2 separate regions of the Homo sapiens genome follow, and region 2 is linked to region 1. A link is an interaction called in ENCODE POLR2A ChIA-PET data of the cell type or tissue named here. Cell type or tissue: Panc1. All regions are shown on one strand. Each heading gives the region's core, and the rest is flanking DNA. Links, peaks and the distances in the headings are about the cores only.

Region 1 (2,909 bases), core at 145-2,644:
ACAAGGTCTATTTGTCTGTTTTTTTTTTTTGAGATAGGGTCTCACTCTGTCACCGGGGTTGGAGTGCAGTGGCACGATCTTGGCTCACTGCAGCCTTGACCTCCCAGGGCTCAAGTAATCCTCCTACCTCAGTCCCCACCGGGTAGCTGGGACTACATGCACGCACCACCATGCCCTGCTAATTTTTTTTTTCCTGTATTGTAGAGACGAGGTCTCACTATGTTGCCCAGGCTGGTCTCGAACTCCTGGGCTCAAGCAATCTGCCCGCCTCAACCTCCCAAAATGTTGGGATTACAGACATGAGCCACTGCGTCCGGCCACGTACAAGGTCTCTTTAAATGATGAATTGGAAACATCAGTATTTCTTCTTTTGCTTAAATTCCAGTCCCCTGCCAACGTACACTGCCATACCAAGATTAAATAGAGAAGGGCACCCAGAAGCATCTGGTTCGCTGTAAGCACTTGACAGCTATCAGCTATGATCATCATTTCTTCTTGCTGATGTTACTGTAACATTGTGGATGAAGCAGTGTTTGCCTTAATCAATGGGGGCGAGTTTGGAAGGCCTGCCCTCCAGGGATGTCTTAGTTCCAGGTGCTGCAATTTGCAGTCCTGGAAATGGAGAAAGGAGATAAGCCTGCAGTTTAGTGCCAACTGTGAAAGGTCAGTTGTGGGGGAGGCTGCTGGGGGCCTCTTGGGAGTTCTCAGAGGCCCTCCCCTCACATATGCACAGTATCTGGTGTCCCAGCCACCAAGTTCTGGAGACCTCCAGAATGATCGGAAGCTTCTGCAGGGTCCAGCCAGTGCTCAGGAACACTCACGGCCCTCCTTTTTCCTTTCCTCATTCAACATCCCCGCATTTCAAGGCTCTCTACCAGCATTTCTTTGTTCATTGTTCAGAAAAAAATGAATCAAGCCATGACTAGAGGCTTGAATTCAACTTTAAAAAATTGTATGGCTCAAAGGGTCTCTATCCAAGTTTTTCCCAAAAGATTATTCTCCAAGGAAAAAAGAAAACAAAATGGCTAAATCGCAACATTTTTTCAGTCTCCATTATCCCACGGCTCTCTTTACCCCTTGAGACACACAATCTTCAATAGTAAACAGGGCTGAAGTTTGAGGGCAAGGCCTAGAGAAGCTGTTTAATTTCTACCCCAAAGACAAACTCAGATTCTTTCACAATTTTCCCTCAGGCCAGCCCTCTGCTTTATAGGGCCAAACCACTGAAAGAACAAATGAATGCGAACAATTTGCCTCCCAGCAGCGAGCACTAAGATTTCCTACAGATACGAATTCCCAAGCAAACCCTGCCCAAAGATAATACAAATGAAGGTTGGGTTTATCGGGCTTTTTAAAGGGTGGCTGCCTGATCTTCTTTAGGATCTGAATATGTTTACACGGGGATTGGCGGGGCGCTTACTGACAGAGCAGTTTTAGAAAACAAACACAGGCCCCAGAACACTCATCAGTCTGCAGCGGCTCGGCCGCTCATTCCACAAATACTCACTGTGCATCCACCATGCGCAGCCACTGTGTGTGGTGCTGTGGGGGACAGAATGACAATGTGTCTTGGGAGGTGGCCTCAGCTATAGGTAGGGAGGACAGGGCTTCTGTCCCAAATGGTAAATGTCATAGAGTGGGGGTGTCACCGAGTGTGGGGGTATTACAGAGTTAGGCCAAGAGGTGGGATCTGAGGTAGACCTCGAAGAGTACAGATGGCAATTTCCACAGGGCAAGGCTCTATTCTAGAACCAACGTATTCATGTTAATAAATAAGCAAGGGTTTTGAACTGAAAGGACCTACGACACTGTTTTCCTAAAGACGCCTTCGGAGGCGGGCATGGCTACAATTTGTCTTAAGTCTCAGGGGTCAGTGATGGTCACCCACTGGGGAAGGAAGGGCATGCAGACAGCCCCCCCAACCCCAATATCTGCAGGGTTTGGGACAAGAACATAGATGCAAGCCCATACGCTTACACATGTAAAAGTTATAACTCAAGCTGACAAACTGTTAAATACATTCTCTCCTCCTCCCTTGACAAATATGAATGCTACGAAAAGGCCAGGCTCGAATTTAGAATTCCCAGACTCCTGGGTTCTGTACCAGAATGCGGTGGTGGTAAGAGAGCCTGATCTGGCACCCCCACCATTCCCAGTTCCATCTTGTCCTATGAGGTCTTGGGACCACACATGGAAACATCCCAGACATCTCAGCACCCCCATCAAAGCTCAGCCCCAGGCAAACGCGAGCCCCCTATCTCAACCTATAGGTGTGCACACCAGTGGCTTGGTGCACGTCCAGGGAAGAGTCAGGCAGGCTCTCAAGCCTCAGGATCCCATTCTTTGGATCCTCAGCTCCGTGGATTCCTGGCCTGGTCAGGAAGGAAGTGGTCAGGGTGGTCAGAGCAGGGCCCTCCAAAGTAGGGTCCAATGCAGGCCCCCCCTGCTCAGGTCTAAGGGTACAGTGTGCACAGGCAAGGATTTGGCTCACTGGACTGTGAGGCACACTGTGTCGTGTGGTTTTGATTATGATGATACAGGCTAACCTTTATCCCAGATAATGAATACAACATTAGTCTGGTTTCCACTTAATCCTCATCAGCCCTACTGAGTTTAGTATTGTTGTTATTCCCATTTCACATATGAGGAAACTAAGATTAGAGAGATTTTAATTTATCCAAGGCCACACAGCTAGGGGTTGTGGAGCCAGGATTTGACTGTTATACTGAGTCTCATGGCCTAAAAATACTCAGAGGAAAATCATTTCCTGATCCCGAATCATGGAAAATCAAGAGCCGGAAGGAACCATGACATTCATAATGTGGAACCCTCACTACGTGGCGGGAGGGGGCAGGTAGCAGAGGAGAAATCCAGGGTCCTGATTCCGGGGCAGTCCCCACGTGGGCAGC
Region 2 (2,909 bases), core at 299-2,798, 380 kb before region 1:
GAATGATGAGCTGCTCCTTCTCGTCCTTGTAGAGGGGGGCAGTAGGAAGGTCCAGCGTCAGGTACATAAAAGTGGACTCCACCATTGTCTCCTGGTACTCGTCATTATGGAGCAACTGCTCTTTTTCTTCTGCTGGCTAGAAATGAATGAGAAGAAAAGAGAGGAAAGGAGTGTGACGGGTATAGGAACCAACACAGAACCGATGTTTTACCACGCCGACATTTCCTTCATCTGAAAGAACAAAGAGAAGTGCCCGAGAGATTGGGCAGTTTGGCATGCACCACCTGGTTAGATTAACTTAAGAACCAACAGGTTTCCTTCTTTAAAGATATTTTGCTTATATACCAGACTATCTAAAAAGCCCTGAGGCCAAGTGTGATGGCTCACGGCTGTAATCTCAACACTTTGGGAACAAAGGTGAGAGGACTGCTTGAGTCCAGGACTTCCAGACCAGCCTGGGCAACACAGTGAGACTCCATCTCTACAAAAAAAAAAAAAAATTGGCCGGGCATGATGGCTCACACCTGTAATCCCAGCACTTTGGGAGGCCGAGGCAGGTAGATCACCTGAGGTCAGGAGTCCAAGACCAACGTGACCAACACGGAGAAACCCCGTCTCTACTAAAAATACAAAATAAGCCGGGCGTGGTGGTGGCGCCTGTAATCCTAGCTACTCGGGAGGCTGAGGCAGGAGAATCACCTGAACTCGGGAGGCGGAGGTTGCGGTGAGCCGAGATAGTGCCATTGCACTCCAGCCTGGGCAACAAGAGTGAAACTCCGTCTCAATAAAATAAATAAATTAATTAATTAATTAAATTAAACAAAAATAAAAATAAAAATTAGCCCGGTGTGGTGGTGTGTATCTATGGTCCCAGTTTCTGGGGAGGTTGAGGTGGGAGGATCACTTCAGCAAGGGAGGTTGAGGTTGCAGTGAACCATAATCACGCCACCACACTCAGCCTGAGTGACAGAGATCTTGTCTCAAAAAGGAAAAAAAATCCATTAAAAAAAGAAAGTGGGCCGAGCACGGTGGCTCATGTCTGTAATCCCAGCACTTTGGGAGGCCAAGGGAGGTGGATCACCTAAGGTCAGGAGTTTGAGACCATCCTGACCAACATGGTAAAACCTCTTCTCTACTAAAAATAGAAAAATTAGCCAGGCATAGTGGCGCATGCCTGTAATCCCAGCTACTTCGGAGGCTGAGGCAGGAGAATGGTTTGAACCTGGGAGGTGGAGGTTGCAGTGAGCTGAGATCATGCCATTGCACTCCAGACTGGTCAACAAGAGCAAAACTCCATCTCAAAAAAGAAAAGCTCTAAGACCATCTAGGAAGCTTAGCTGAGGGCCAGGCACGGTGACTCACGCCTGTAATCCCAGCACTTTGGGAGGCCGAGGCAGGTAGATCACCTGAGGTCAGGAGTTCGAGACCAGCCTGGACCAACATGGTGAAGCCCCGTCACAACTAAAAATACAAAATTAGCTGGGCGTGGTGGCAAGCGCCTGTAATCACAGCCACTCAGGAGGCTAAGGCAGGAGAATCGCTTGAACCCAGGAGGTAGAGGTTGCAGTGAGCTGAGATGGCGCCACTGCAACTCCAGCCTTGGCGACAGAGGGAGACTAAGAAAAACAAAAAGAAAGCTTAGCTGAGCTTTCTGAAAAAACACAGCAGCACCACCTAGTGGCCAGAACACTTAAACCAGCACAGTACATCCAACCACTAACTCCCAAACTGAAAAAGTGCACTAGTATGACAGGGACCAGGCAGAGCTGCCACTAGGCAGGTGCTTTGTTGAACCTCTTCACAGGGCAAGCAGGCTTGTCAGTTCTCTGAGCATCTCTTCATCTCCCCTACGTCCCCTCAAGCAATATGAATCAGTCCAAGACCCAGGCTCAATTAACTCACCAGATCAGGATGGGGAAGCTTTTTAGTGAAGATCCTCATGGACCCCTGGAAAACATCAGTCACAATAGCTGCACAAACAGGAAGCAAGAGACAAATTCCGTGAGGATGGAAAACATGTCTGAAGTATATTTCCAGCTTCTAAATTTCTGAAATAAACCAGCATCTTCCAGCAAAAGACACAGAGCTCTCACTAAACACAGAAGTTTCCTTTTGTACTATATACCACCAGGGTACCTTTATAATTATTTGTGTAAATAATTACTTTATTTCTCTTAAGACAACTTTTTATCCTCCATCACAGGGCCTGGTCCATAAAAGAAAAGGTAAATGTGTTCAAAATGAAGGAATGGTGATACATGAATTACAAAAAAATTCACAAGCAAAACAAGGTACAGCCAAGGAACTTCCCATAACCATAAGCTACTTTCAAAGGGAGACAATGTCCAAACTGTAATGAAGACAAGAGGACAATGACAGACTAAGAGATGGGCCAGAACAGGATCAAAGCAACAAGAGAGAAAGCACAACCAAGTTCTAGAACCCTGCCAAGACGCAAGTTAGAGAGCTCAGAGGGTTAACACAGGCTGAAGACACCTGGTAGAGAGGGCAGGGCCATCCAGTGGGAAAAGCAACAGGCCACAATCCCACATCAAGACACCATCACATCTATAATCCTAGCACTTTGGGCAGATCACCTGAGGTCAGGAGTTTGAGACCAGCCTGGCCAACATGGAGAAATCCCATCTCTACTAAAAATACAAAAATCAGCTGGGCGTGGTAGTGGGTGCCTGTAATCCCAGCTACCCTTGGGAGACTGAGGGAGAAGAACTGCTTGAACCTGGGAGATGGAGGCTACAGTGAGCTGAGACCGTGCCACTGCATAGCCTAGGTGACAGAGCAAGACTCTGTCTCAAAATATATATATAATAAAATATCATTGGGACTATAACCATATTCTAGCAAAAACTATGGAGAGGGGCCTATTCAGAAAGAACATGTAGTTTATC

What was found. Peaks named below come from ENCODE experiments on the same cell type or tissue, not always from the same donor. Only the 100,000 strongest peaks of a DNase experiment are listed, where the experiment ranks them.
Region 2: POLR2A ChIA-PET joins it to region 1 with 7 read pairs; 1 of 35 experiments calls an interaction of 5 or more read pairs at or near these places.

What each region holds. Positions count from the first base shown.
Region 1 is chr2:85,257,765-85,260,673 of GRCh38, reverse strand. All of the region lies in intron 3 of TCF7L1 (transcription factor 7 like 1), which reads right to left. Among named protein-coding and RNA genes, the nearest start is that of TGOLN2, 69 kb to the left of the region's middle. RefSeq lists enhancers at 120-841, 842-1,564 and a silencer at 1,274-1,568. In Panc1, for the core only: no CTCF peak of the experiment used is centred there; no DNase peak of the experiment used is centred there; H3K4me3 peaks cover 529 bases; H3K27ac peaks cover 2,500 bases.
Region 2 is chr2:85,636,430-85,639,338 of GRCh38, reverse strand. USP39 (ubiquitin specific peptidase 39) reads right to left here. Exons shown (of 13, transcript NM_006590.4): 8 at 1,903-1,970; 9 at 1-136. Among named protein-coding and RNA genes, the nearest start is that of USP39, 22 kb to the right of the region's middle. In Panc1, for the core only: CTCF peaks have their summits at 1,424 and 1,672 (motif pointing left); a DNase peak (open chromatin) is centred at 1,678.